Linked DNA regions of Homo sapiens: region 1 is linked to region 2. A link is a contact called in ENCODE Hi-C or POLR2A ChIA-PET data. All regions are on one chromosome and are shown on one strand. Each heading gives the region's core, a stretch centred on a gene start or an enhancer-like site at or near the end of the contact. The rest is flanking DNA. Distances are from core to core; before and after follow the strand shown.

Evidence for each region. Hi-C counts contacts between places; a loop is a spot of excess contacts on that map. ChIA-PET counts read pairs that join two places held with the same protein, here RNA polymerase II (POLR2A). Pooled maps may share reads with other maps.
Region 1: a loop to region 2 is called in a map of HepG2, with 27 times the contacts of the local background. The contact joins two enhancer-like sites. A Hi-C loop is called at or near these places in 7 of 168 maps with a recorded cell type or tissue (Caco-2, HL-60/S4, HepG2 and 4 more) and 2 of 50 pooled maps. POLR2A ChIA-PET finds 5 or more read pairs at or near these places in 9 of 52 experiments (CD8-positive, alpha-beta memory T cell, H1, OCI-LY7 and 4 more).

The regions. Positions count from the first base shown.
Region 1 is chr5:160,286,045-160,292,877 of GRCh38, forward strand. The region is part of intron 2 of CCNJL (cyclin J like); the gene reads right to left. Among named protein-coding and RNA genes, the nearest start is that of CCNJL, 23 kb to the right of the region's middle. RefSeq lists enhancers at 1-111, 112-845, 2,360-3,337. Within about 2 kb of position 1,732, at least 20 of the 41 ENCODE cell types and tissues checked have a DNase peak (open chromatin) inside an H3K27ac peak, as active enhancers do.
Region 2 is chr5:160,342,898-160,349,663 of GRCh38, forward strand. It overlaps C1QTNF2 (C1q and TNF related 2), which reads right to left. Exons shown (of 3, transcript NM_031908.6): 3 at 4,857-6,766. The coding sequence ends at 6,271. Among named protein-coding and RNA genes, the nearest start is that of C1QTNF2, 24 kb to the right of the region's middle. Within about 2 kb of position 2,559, at least 5 of the 41 ENCODE cell types and tissues checked have a DNase peak (open chromatin) inside an H3K27ac peak, as active enhancers do.

The sequences.
Region 1 (6,833 bases), core at 482-2,981, 58 kb before region 2:
ATAGATCCTTGGTGTCTGGTGGGCTGCAGCTGCCGGAAATTAGACTTAGCCAAGTGACCTTTGGCCGGGCCACGCTGCCTTCATCAGTGCAGTCCAAAGCCCCCAAACACAAGTCAGATAGGCAACGTCTTGACCTCCCTCCCCACTCAACTGGCCAAGCTCAAAGCCTTCTAGATTTTCCCTTGAGCCAAGTGAGAGAAGAGAACTCAAGGCAACACAAAGAACGTCTTTCCTGTACGTGTTCCTGGGAGAAGCGTCCTTTGCCTTGAGCAGATTCTCAAAGAAAGACATTGGTGCATAAAAGAAAAAGTTATGGACCAGGTGCAGTGGCTCATGTAATCCAAGCACTGTGGGAGGCCAAGGTGGGCGGATCGCTTGAGGCCAGGAGTTCAAGACCAGCCTGGTCGTCATGGCAAAACCCCGTCTCTACTAAAAATACAAAAATTAGCTAGGCATGGTGGTGCACACCTGTGGTCCCAGTTACACGGGAGGCTGAGGCACGAGAATCACTTGAACCCGGGAAGCAGAGGTTGCAGTGAGCCAATATTGTACCACTGCACTCCAGCCTGGGTGACAGAGTGAGACTCTGTCTCAAAAAAAAAGCAAAGAAAAGAAAAAAGGAAAAGTTATGGACCACTGGAATGCATAGCAATATATGGCAAGTAGGGGTTAGTAGGTACAGCGTGCTGGAAGGGGCTGGTCTCAAGAGGGCAGGATTTTGAAGCTAGAACACTGGCTCCCTGGGATGCTCTTTCTCCCTGTTTCTGTTTGTCCCTCAAATACTGACTTAAATGTCACTTCCTAAGACTTCTCTGACCTCTCCATCATTCCAAATCAGGTTCCCCTTATTCTCTTGGTAGTCTTCTCTTTGTGGCCGAAAATTTACTTATTTATGTAGCTGGCACAGATGCAGACATTCAATAAATATGTATCGAATAAGAAAGAATAAATACAGAGTCACTCCCTGTACCAACCACCTCACCTCCCGCCCCCACATACCGGGGATTAGCTTGATACCTACAGAGTGTGAGGTCAGGCAGTTCTGGGTCGGAATCTTAGTTCCACTATTTACCAACCTTGGGCATGTGAACTGACCCTCAGTGTCCCTATCTGAGAAATGGGGGTCACGCTGCCGTAAATGTAGAGTATTTGGTGTTAACAGCAGCTCAGCAAGCCTAGTGGCCCTTCCTCTTCCCTCAAGCTGGGGAATCAAGTCTCAGAGAAGTTGAATTGATCTATCTCTGTCAAAGGCTCTTTGGGCTTTCAAAGAAACCTGCTTTGAGAAATGTGCAATGAGGCTTTCTACCTTTGAGCTGAGGTGCCTCTGTCAGTGTGTCCTCTGCAGAGCCCTCAAACCAAGTAGAATTAGCAGCTCTGAGCCTCAGCTTGTTCCCCTCACTGGGAAAAGGGAGATTCTTTGTCATGGAAATAACAATGTAGGACTGCAGCATGCCTATCCTGTTTAGTTTGAGAATCTAGCTGATCACTTCGCTAACCCAATTAGGGGGTGCAGGGAAGGCATTCATTACAAGGGCTTTGCTCTAAGGGACTGCATTCCTCCCCAGGCACTCTTGACCTAAGTCCACTTGAAGGCCGCAGCAGCGCAGTGCAGGAAGCCAGCCCCTCTGCTGAGTGGCCTGGATTCCAGAAACAAAAGAGCAGCCTGCCCTAGGGCGGCTTCTAAAGCTCTCCCCAGATTAGGCAGGAGCTTGGCAGGCATTCAGCAATCAGGCAGGCGCTGGGCGGGCAGGAACCTGGCCAGGCAGGGTGACCTTCCCCTCAGCATGCCTGGCAGGGCCACAGGCGGTGAGAGTGTGGGCAGCAGAAAGGCTAGGGGGAGGCTGTAGAAGAAGGGGGCTGAGGTGGGAGGGGAGGGAAGGGCAGAGGCTTCCTGATCACTCTCCCTCCCCAGCTGTTGGCCCTTGATCACCTGACTCAGGGAAGCCCATCTGCCGCAGGAGTATCTAGAGATGAACAGGTGGAGGCATGGACAGATGGCCATGGTGGAGTTCCGGGAAAAAGAAATCCACCTTACAAAAACCCCTGCTTTTGTCATCACAGTCCTTTATTATTATTATTATTTTTTAACATAATAGCTACGGGCTAGAAAAAACTTAGAAAAGATACATCAAAATATTAACAGTGGCTACGGAGGAGAGGTCGGGATGGGCACTGAGATCTTGCATTTTCACGATCATGCTTTTCAACAGCCTGAATTTTTCAAAAATGCTCAATGCATAACCACTTTATTACTTCAGTTACTATGTTTTCAGTTTGGAAACAAACAAAAAGACTAGATACCCACTGTGTTACAAGGCCCAGCTCAAAATTTATCCCTGAGGATTTCCTAGCAACCCCACATCATCCCTTTAACAAAATCTGCCCTGTCATAATAACACCCCATGCCCAGTAAGTATCCCACTTCATCTTCCTACAATGCAAAGCCCCTTCCAGAAGGAATTTTCCATTTTTTTCTTTTCCTTTCTTTTTCTTTTTACTAATTATAAATTATATGTTCACTGATGAATCTTAAAAAGAATAACCAGCCAGGTGTGGTGGCTCACGCCTGTAATCCCAGCACTTTGGGAGGCTGAGGCGGGCGGATCACGAGGTCAGGAGATCGAGACCATCCTGGCGAACATGGTGAAATCCTGTCTCTACTAAAAATACAAAAAAATTAGAGGCTGAGGCAGGAGAATGGCATGAACCCGGGGGGGCGGAGCTTGCAGTGAATGGACATCGTGCCACTGCACTCCAGCCTGGGCGACAGAGCGAGACTCTGTCTAAAAAAAAAAAAAAAAAAAAAAAGAATAACATCACTCATATTCCCTCACTTAGAAGGATTCAGACAGAAGTACTACTAGGTTCTACCTGGATTCTTCAGATATTTCTTTGTGCAAACTCTCATAAAATGCCATAGCGATCTACAACTGCTTCCCACTTGCCCCTCAGAGAGCATGGGAAACAATGTCTGCAATGGCTGCCTAGTTTTCCACCGTAAGGTTGTGCCATGACGTCATCAAACCCAGATTTTGGGCATGTGGGCTGTTTCTCTTCCTTCAGGTCCCTGTTCAGACCATTCCTCAGAGGCCATCCCTGACCTCCCTCCTACCCAGCAGCCTCCTGTGGGCTTCCCACCGCCAGCAGCCACTGCACATTGAAGCATGTTTAGGAACTGTCCCCTGCCCCCCACAGAAGGGGGTTTCCATGAGGGACGGAGCTGCTTTTCTCTCCTGCCCTTGGCCATACCCTTGGTCCCTGGCACAGAGTAAGTACTAATGAGTAGCTGCTGGCTCAGTGAATGGACGTCTGAATACATGGAGAGTGTTTTGAGGAATCTTCCCTCTGCCTGTGGCCCTCTATGCCCTCCCTTCCTCTCGGGACTCCCTTATCTACCCTGGCTTCCTTCCTTAGGGTAACCCATGGCAGAGGTCACTGCTCCCCAAGTGGGAAACCCCACTGTGACGTGTGAGCCAGCATTTCTGAGACCAGAGGAGCCATTCTGGGGGAAGGAGAGGTGGCTGCCCCTTTAGAAACCACTCTCCTTGCTGCCCAAGAGTTTTGCCTGGGGGTTCTCAAGCAGAAAGAGGATTACCTGAGAGGGAAAGTGCCCCGGAAAAGGCCAAGGACTCATGAATCACAGCCCACCTAAAGCCCCAACCTAAGCTACACGGAGAGACAGAGAGGCAGCAGGGCTGCCTGGACAGGTCTCTGAAGATTCCAGGCATGTGTCTGGTCCTTGGCTGCTTTTCCCAACCCCCGTCCCCAGGTGCTGACCTTGGCAGAGTGACAAACACTTCCCATACCTGTGCTGGGCTCAGACGTGCCCGGGAGTGCAGGTGAGGCCAGGTGAAATGCAGTCACTCAAGACCCTGGGCCCACGGCCAGATGTGCAGGGCAGAGACTGCCCCCAAGAGAACCATACCTATCACTGCTGCATAGCCGGGGAGGGGGAGGAAAAAATTCAGCATGTGCTCTTCACACACAGGCTTTGAAAGCATTTTGAGGCTAACCTCGGAGGGGTTAGAAGGTGACTTGTACTATGAAAGTTCCGCCAGGCACCCTTGGTTTCTTCTATTAGGGGAGGAAGTGAAGTCCTCGGTTTAACTTTTAGTGTCCTGCACTGCATTATTTTCTTCTAATTGCCTTGAGGTTTTACTTCTCATTATTAATCCACTTTTCCTTCAGATCTCAGCTTAAAAGTCACTTCTTTTTTTTCTATTTATTTAATTTTTTTTTTTGAGACAGTGTTGCTCTGTTGCCCAGGGTGGAGTACAGTGGCACGATCTCAGCTTACTGCAACCTCCGCCTTCTAGGTTCAAGAGATTCTCCTGCCTCAGCCTCCCGAGTAGCTGGAATTACAGGCACCCACCACCACACCCGTCTAATTTTTGTAATTTTTAGTAGAGACGGGGTTTTCACCATGTTGGCCAGGCTGGTCTCGAACTCCTGACTTCAAGTGATCTGCCTGCCTCGGCCTCCCAAAGTGCTGGGATTACAGACATGAGCTACCATGCCTGGCCTAAAAGTCACTGCTGAAAAAGGTGTTTCAGGCTCATGCTTCTGTGAGATCCCCCCCAAGCACCTAGGACTTTTTATCTACTCATTCATTTGCTCTTACTGTCCTCCTGCCTGCTAGACTGTAACCACCATGAGGGCACAGACTGGGCTTGTCTTGTTCAGCTCTGTGACCCCAATACCTGATGCAAAAGGAACACCTGATAATTACAAAAACCTCCATATTTCAGGAATGGCAAATACTTAAACAGGTGAGAAAAAACATTATTTGTTCCTGATCTTAGGTTGTATAAACCTATTTATCATAATAAGCAATTCCCAGTACTCATGAAGACCAGCGAGGAGGCATAAGAAACAGGGCAGGGGCTGGGTGCAGTGACTCACACCAGTAATTGCAACACTTTGGGAGGCTGAGACAGGAGGATCGCTTGATGAGACCAGCCTGGGCAACATAGAAACACCCCGTCTTTACTTAAAAAAAAAAAAAAAAAAAAAAAAAGAAAGAAAGAGAGAGAGAAAGAAAGAAAGAAAAGAAAGTAAGTGAGGGAGTTGGATTCCAGCAGAAAGAGAAAGCTCTGTCCTTGCCCTGGGGTGACATGTGCCTCAGTCTACCCAAGAGCAACAGTGGGTTTCCACGGAAGAAGCGGGTCAGTGTTTATGGAGAAGTGGAAGCTTCAAAAATTATAAACTGTGCACCTAGCAGTCATTTTTCAAAGGCAATGTTTCCTAATGTGTGTTCTGTGGCACACTAGTCCCAAGATATGCTCCCTGAAAAAAAGGGTTCTGTGGGCCACAGTTTGGCGAAACATCGCATACTACATTGCTCCTTAAAGGAAGCCTATATTAGCCCAGTAGAGGCCCTGAAACATTTGTTCGTCAAAAAAATAATATAACTTTGGAAAACTCTAGGCTGAATTTATCCACAGGACACTCCTCCTGCCCTCCTCCCTCTTTGGGGGCAGAGTAACATCCCAGAAAGCTGACTCTGGGAAAAGGTGCCTGAGGGTGCCAGCTACGGGGCACCTGGTATGCCAGCGAAAATGAAACTGCAGTGCATCCACAAGGCGAGACTTGCAAAAATCCCTGGCGTGATGCCTAATAATTCAATGATTCTAAACCTAGAGATTTACTGAAAAGCTTGCCGAGATTAAGAACCACAGCTTTCACCTGCAGAAACGCCCTAGTAAGAACGTCCACATGGCCATGGCATCAGGAGCCTAGGAGAGGCTTACAAAAAGCGCATGGCAGCTCACAGAAGCCCCAGGCAGCCAAGTGCTGGGTGTCCTGCCTTGGGAGGTCCAGGTGCCCATCTCTTATATATTATGTATATAATATGGTGATTTCCCAGGGGTGGGGAACCACCAGGTTGTTTAAGGAGGGGTGAACTGGCCCGACTTGGAAATGGAACAGGTCAAAACCCCCATGCTGATCACTATTGGGATCATACCTCTGAATACGCGCTGCATTCAAGCCTGGGCATCACAGTAAGACCCCGTCTCTTTAAAAAACAAAACAAAACAAAAACACTAAACTGCTTCCTCCGTGGAAACCCTCTGTTGCTACTTGGTAGACCGAGGCACACACCATCCTAGGGCAAGGAAGGACACAGCCTTCTCTTTCCTCCGAAATTTAGCTCCTCCAGCTTCTCATACCTTCCCGCAAGTCTTCATGAGTATTTGGAATTGCTCATTATGATGAATAGTTTTATAGAGCCTTATGAGATATATAGATATCTCTATACATACAGATAGATATACATTAAAAATATTTAACTTGAGGCCAAGCATGGTGGCTCATGCCTATAATTCCAGCACTTTGGGAGATTGAGGTGGGAGGATCACTTGAGGCCAGGAGTTTGAGACCAGCCTGGGCAATTTAGGGAGACCTCATCTCTACAAAAGATAAAAAATTAGCCGGGCATGGTGGTGAGCACCTGTAGGCCTAACTACTTGGGAGGATGAGGTGAAAGGATCATTTAAGCCCAGAAGTTTGAGGCTGCAGTGACCTACGATTATGCCACTGCACTCTAGCCTGGGTGACAGTGAGACCCTGTCTCTAACGTGTATGTATATGTGTGTGTGTATATATATGTAACATGTGTGTGTATATATATATAGTAGTTTTATATATATATATATAACTTGAAAGTCTGTATGTATATATACAATTTAATATTTTTTTCTATAATTTGGCAGACACTGCATTCCATGCATCTTGTACTCTAATTCTCCAACAGACCCACAAAGATTGGAAGCTTCAAAAATTATAAACTATGCACCTAGCAGTCATTTCAAAGGCAATGTTTCTCAATACAT
Region 2 (6,766 bases), core at 1,309-3,808:
TCCAGACTAATTGCATTAGAGTCACTTGGTGGGTGGGAGACAGGATTAGAAGTCTTACCACTCCACCCAGGTGCAACCACGGTTAGAACCAGAGTTGTGGTCCCTGGCAGCCTGGATGTCAGAGGGCTGTAGTCATTATGACCATGACCTCTGAGGTCTGAAGGACTTGGATTTGAGCTCCTGCTGTGCAACTTCTCCAACTGGGTAACCTCAGTCAACTTTCTGAACCTCTTCTAGCCTCTATTTCTTCATCTGTGGAAAGTGGATCATCGTAATACACCTACCTTACATGTTGTTCTCAAGGCCAAACGTATTAATCCATGAAAAGCACACAGTGTTTCATTCCTAGTAAGAACTCAGTAAATGTTAGTTTTTATTGTTATTACTTTCCCAAGGTCTAGCATTCTATTAGAAAGCTCTTCTGGGCCGAGCGACGTGGATCATACCTGTAATCCCAGCACTGTGGGAGGCCCAGGTGGGTGGATTACCTGAGGTCAGGAGTTCGAGACCAGCCTGGCCAACATGGTGAAACCCCATCTCTACTAAAAATACAAAAATTCACCAGGTGTAGTGGCGGGTGCCTGTAATTCCAGCTACTCAGGAGGCTAAGGCAGAAGAATCGCTTGAACCCTGGAGGCAGAGGTTGCAGTGAGCCAAGATGGCACCACTGCACTCCAGCCTGGGCGACAGAACAAGACTCTATCTCAAAACAAACAAACCAACCAACAAACAAAATGAAAGCTCTTCTATAGGGTAAGTTGAAATGTTTCTCCTATAGCTGCAAGAGTGGTCTTCTCAAAACCCAAGTCTGCTTATGTCACTTGCCCCCTTAAAATCATTCTGTGGTTTCCTGTTATTCTCATGGTCAAGATAGCCATCTTTAGTTTGACCTATCAGCCTTCAAGGTCTGGGCTCTGCCCCCTCATCTTCTCCCCTTGCACACTTTGCCCCCATGACCTGGGGAGGGGCTTCTTTGATTCCTCTCCTGTGTCATGCCCTGCCCCACCACGGGGCCTTTGCCTGCCATGCCCCTCCCTGGAAAGCCCTCTCCATCCAGCTTCCCTTGCCAACTCCCACTTGCCCTTCAGCTCTGCTGTTACTCCACCAGTGCTACTCCCTGACAGTCTCACCAGGACTCCCAGTCTTCTCTCCTCAAGGTTGAACAGCCAACACTCCTACGGCAGGTGGCACTTCTAGACCCTCCACACCCTCCTCGGTTTCAGGTTGTAGGATGCCTAGAACCAGACTCAACATCAGGGAATGAGGAGCTTTTCAAAAGTGATTTGCCCATCTAGTTCTGCCAAGTGACAGGAAACTGAGGAGGTTGAGGATTAATGCCCCGTTAGCCTTTCACCTCTGAGGCCCTTGATCTCCATGTCTTGAAGCTCACACATTAAGTGTGTTTTATGGGATAAGAGAGCCCCAAATAGAATATGGACATTTCACACGAGGAAGCCATTTCGGACCGCTGTCAGCATCAGCTTGAAACCCACTTGGGGTGGAGATAAATGACTGTCGGAAGTTTGCAACGGCATCAGCAAAAATAAACACCTGTGATGAGGTTGAACTCTTCATTATTGTTTTTAAGTCAGGGCCAATCTGAGGCAAAAGTATAAAGTAGATGGAGAATGTTTAAAAAATAAAAAATAAAAAAACAAACCCCACCATTTTCCAGAGCCATCTTTGGGCTCTTTCTGAGAAATTCTTTTTTTTTTTTTTGAAACGGAGTCTCACTCTGTTGCCTAGGCTGGAGTGCAGTGGCACAATCTTGGTTCACCATAACCTCCGCCTCCTGGGTTCAAACAATTTTAGTGCCTCAGCCTCCCGAGTAGCTGGGATTACAGGCACCCGTCACCATGCCCGGCTAATTTTTTTTTTTTTTTTTTGTATTTTTAGTAGAGACAGGGTTTCATCATGTTGGCCAGGCTGGTCTCGAACTCCTGACCTCAAATGATCCACTCACCTCGGCCTCCCAAAGTGCTGGGATTACAGGCGTGAGACACCGTGCCCGGCCTCTTTCGGAGAAATTCTTTTTGGGTCTCCGTCTCTGGAGCAGGGAGAGAAAAGTGTTGGGAAGCCACAGAGGTCTTCGGGAGCACCCTCAGATGCTGTGGTTGAGGAGCTGGGCCTGCGAGGTGACCTTCAAACCCACACTGTGCTCCATTCTCAGTGCCACCCCGGCCTGAGGACAGCTGTGGAAATGACACCGGGACAAGGGAGGCACACAAAATGTCCTCCCTTGAAGGGCAGAACTCGAGTCTTTCCTGTGTTAGTTTTCCCCTCAGCCCGGCCCAGAGCTTGGCAAAGCCGGCTGTGGGTTAGAATCGGCTGAGGAGCTTTTATGAAAGCGCATGGAAGCTGTCCCCGCAGGAGGTTCGGCTGCTGAATGAGGTTGTGGTGCCAGATAGATCTGACTCCTCACCTGGTTTGGGGACCCCGGGTGCATTCTTCAGCCTTGCCTCAGTGAGTGCTCAGGACACGTCTGCTGAATTGAAAGAGACCTTCAATGGACTGAACAACAACCTGCTTTCTGGCAGGCAATCTAGAAAATAGCCTGAGACCAGGGTGTATCTCCCAGCCTCCATGCCGCAGGCCGGGAGGTTTGTGTAGTCGACGTTCTCCCCCTAGTGGCCTGAGTGAAGATGACAGGCAGGAGGGAAAAAAAGCCTTTTCACCTGCGAGGCCTGGCTGCCAAGGGCTCCCGAGCTGCGGATGGACACCAGGATCCAGCTGCTCTTCCATGACTCGCCCTCCCTTACCTCGCCCTGATCCCGGCCCTGTCAGATCTCATCTTTACTTAACATTCTGATATTTTGTTTATCATAGAGTTTTTGGGTTATTTTTGATTTATTAAAATATTGTATTAAAATATTTCTGGCCGGGGGTGGTGGCTCACTCCTATAATCCCAAAACTTTGGAAGGCTGAGGCGGGTGGATCATTTGAGGTCAGGAGTTCGAGACCAGCCTGGCCAACATGGTGAAACCCCCGTCTCTACTAAAAATAAAAAAATAAAAAAATAAACTAGCCAGCCGTGTTGGTAGGGCGCCTGTAATCTCAGCTACTCGGGAGGCTGAGGCACAAGAATCGTTTGAACCAGGGAGGCACGGGTTGCAGTAAATTGAGATTGCGCCACTGCACTCTAGCCTGGGCGACAGAGCAAGATTCCATCTTAAAAAAAATTATTTCTGCCAGGTGCGCTAGCTCATACCTGTAATCCCAGCACTTTGCGGAGGCTGAGGTGGGAGGATCATTTGAGGCCAGGAGTTTGAGACCAGCCTGGGCAACATAGCAAGACCTCCGTCTCTACAAATAATTTAAAAATTAGCCGTGTGTGGTGGCACAGGTCTATAGTTCCAGCTTCTCAGGAGGCTGAGGTGGGAGGATCACTTGAGCCCAGGAGGTCGAGGCTGCAGTGAGCTGTGATCGTGCCACTGCACTCCAGCCTCGGTGACAGAACAAGACTCTGTCTCAAAAATATATATATTTCTATTGATTACTGTGGTTTTTGTCACCCTCTTACATTTTGTGCATGACGTGAGTGCCTCAATTTCGCTCCCCCACCCTCATCATAGTCCTGATGCAGAAGTCAGCCCACGAAGCCCCCCTAGACATAGGGAGTAAGACCCTCATCATTTGTCAGCTGAACCCTGAGGCTCCACCCAGGGTTGCGCTGGCCTGTGAGGGCCTTGTGTGTCTAGTGCTCTTTGCACTGTAATTAAGGGCACTGTAGATTCTCCAGGCTTTCTCCAGAAGGGGAATGGCCGCCTTTCAAAGTGTGTTCTGAATGAGAAAATACCCCTGGATCAAGGGCGATTTGAGTGCACAAAGATGCACTGGGTTCTGTGGTGCTTACAAATGTGGAGACCTACAGGTAGGCCCTGGTTGCTGAAGCCCACAGTAATCAGCCGAAGCTAGGAAGAAGGGCTGGGGCCCAGTGCATCTGGGAAGGCCACCGCCTTGGATCCCCTTCCTCATCTGGGCCACCATCCCGCATGATCAGCCTGAGACCTCCAAGTGGCTCACCAAGGAGGCAGCCATCCTCAGAAGAGTCAGGGGATAAAAGGAGTGCTCATCTTTGACATCACTCTCTACCAGAGACCCGCCTCAACTGCATCATCTGCTTCTGCCCCACCTGCCACAAACCCACCATCTGGAGCAACGCTAGACCACATCCAAGGAAGACAAGACCCCAGCCCTGGGCCCTGGAAGGTCTCTGCTATCATCTGCCCCACGCTCTACAAAAGAGTGACGAGTCTTCCCCCATCATTCCCACACTCTCCCTGAGGAGTCCCTGGTAGATGCCAAGGGGACATCGGTTCAATATGGGCCAAAAAGTGGCAACCACAGAGCTCTGGGGTCCAGCCCATCTTGCTGAGTTTGGATTTATTACCTGGGCTACAAAGGGTTAAGTCAAATGCCTTCAAATGCCTATATCCCTGAGGGAAGGAAGAGGAAGAAGCGAAAGGCTCTCCTAAAATTTATTTTTGTAAGAAAAAGAAAAGGTAAAAAGAACTGTTCACTGACCAAAGCTGACCCCTTCCCACAGGGGTGCTGCAGGGGACCCCAACCCACACGTCAATCTGATTGGGCCAGAAAGCCTTTCCTGAATGTTTCAGACCCACCCCAATCCCAAACCATTTATGGCCCAGAGACAATGGAGTTATTTTAAATAAACCCGATTTTATTTATGGAGATGGCCACTCCTTCTGGAACTATCCCGTGCAGCTATCCTTGTCCCTGAGGATCTCACTAGGCGGGCAGCCAGAGAAAGCTGCTAGGGAGCTGCAGCTCCAACTGAAAATTATCTCCAGCAAATCGTTTCATGGGTCTCTCAGTACCTGCGTTTTTGTTTTTGTTTTTTTTTTTTTTTTGTTTTTTTTTGAGATAGTCTCACTCTGTTGCCCAGGCTGGAGTGCAGTGGCAGGATCTCAGCTAACTGCAACCTCCACCTCCTGGGTTCAAGCGATTCTCCCGCCTCAGCCTCCCCAGTAGCTGGGATTACAGGCACCCAACACCACGCCTGTCTAATTTTTGTATTTTTTTAGACGATGTTTTGCCATGTTGGTCAGGCTGGTCTTGAACTCCTGACCTCAAATGATCCGTCCACCTCAGCTTCCCAAAGTCCTGGGATTATAGGCATGAGCTACCACATCCCGCCAGCACCTGGCACTTTTACTGCAGCTTCTTAAGCCCCCAGATCCCTGCATACTGGCAACACCTGTGCTTGGGGTGCGATTCATTTGCGTGGGATCCATTCCTGCCATCTCAGAGCAGCGGTTCTCAGATGCACGTGCATATCCTGGTGTATCTCATTCATTGAGAAGCGGGCCTGCAAAAGATTAACTAATAATAAAGCGCTCAAGTCTGTGGCCGACTTGACTCATGCAATGAGCAGATTCAAGATGATCCGCCTATCAGTGTCACTTTGTATTCTGATAAGCCTTCGTGAATGGAACGAGCTCTGCCATGGCCTGGGACATTCTGTATTATCTTCCAGCCTCACGCCTCATGCCTCCCTTCTCAGTTCTTACCTTGGCCCCTCCCTCTTTCCTGTCAAGGTCTTTGCACTTGCAGAGCCTTTTGCTGGAGACCTCTTTTCGAGGCCTTTGTGTTGCTCTATTTCCTTCTTTGGAACTCAGCTCAAAAATGGAAATTTTCCAGGTACTGACTTAGAGGGGTCTTAAGAGAGCTTTTGGGGAAGGGAGGTGAGAAGTTGGAAATAGCTTGTTCTTTGATCTACATGGAGGTTTCAGAGTGTGCACATAAGCAAAAATTATTCACTGAGTTGTCAACTTAAAATCTGGAGAGTCACTGTATGTAAGTAAACCTAAAAACGCAAACTTAAAAAAAGAAACAAATTTCCACCTCTTCCCTGTCTCCTGTTATTCCTATTACTGTCAACCATGGCATGTTCATTTCTATCCTGGCATAATATTATATTATTTGCTTGTATATTTGTAAATTGTATCTCCTGCTAGAATGTAAGCTGCATGAGGACAGATACTCTGTCTTGTCCACTGCTGCATCTTTCAGAGAATAGCATAGTGCCTGTTACACAGTAGATACTTTAAAAAGAAGTGAATAAATAGATGGTTGGATGAATAAAAAGGTTTGGATTTAATGAAGGGGAAAAAAAGAGGCAGAGGAGGTGAGCCTGAGGCTAGAACCGCTCACTCGACCCCCCACCCCCAGCCTACAGTTGTGGGGTCTTGCTCTGTAAGCCCAAGTCCAGAAGCTTGTTCCCTGCCTGGAGGACCGCCGTGGCATGTCTATACCTCGTTGGGGTCATCCTGGTCGGCATAGATTAGGAAGCCCGTAAAGAGGCTGTCTGTCCAGTAAGGGTCATAGAAGAGCCCGTTCTGCTCTGAGTAGAAGATCTGCAGCCAAACTTCGTCACCCTGCTTGAGAGCCAGGATGGTGGAGCCTGAGGCCACATCGTGGTTGCCGGTGTTGGCATCAAAGGTCCGGATGCGGTACTGGCCGTTGTGCACCAGGCCGATGGCCAGGTGCTTGTTGGCCAGCGTGATGTCGTAGGTGAAGTAGTAGATCCCAGGCACGCCGCAGACGAACTTGCCGCTGGAAGCATTGTAGTGGCCACCCTCGTTCATCAGAATCTTGTCAAACTTGATGGGCAGCCGCTCCCGTGGGTAGCTCTTGGTCACTGCCACCGAGAAAGCTGACTTGGTATGGCCACTGCCACAGCTGCAGGGGCCTGGGAGGCCTGGCTCCCCCTTCTTGCCCTTGGGCCCCTTCTTGCCTGGTGTG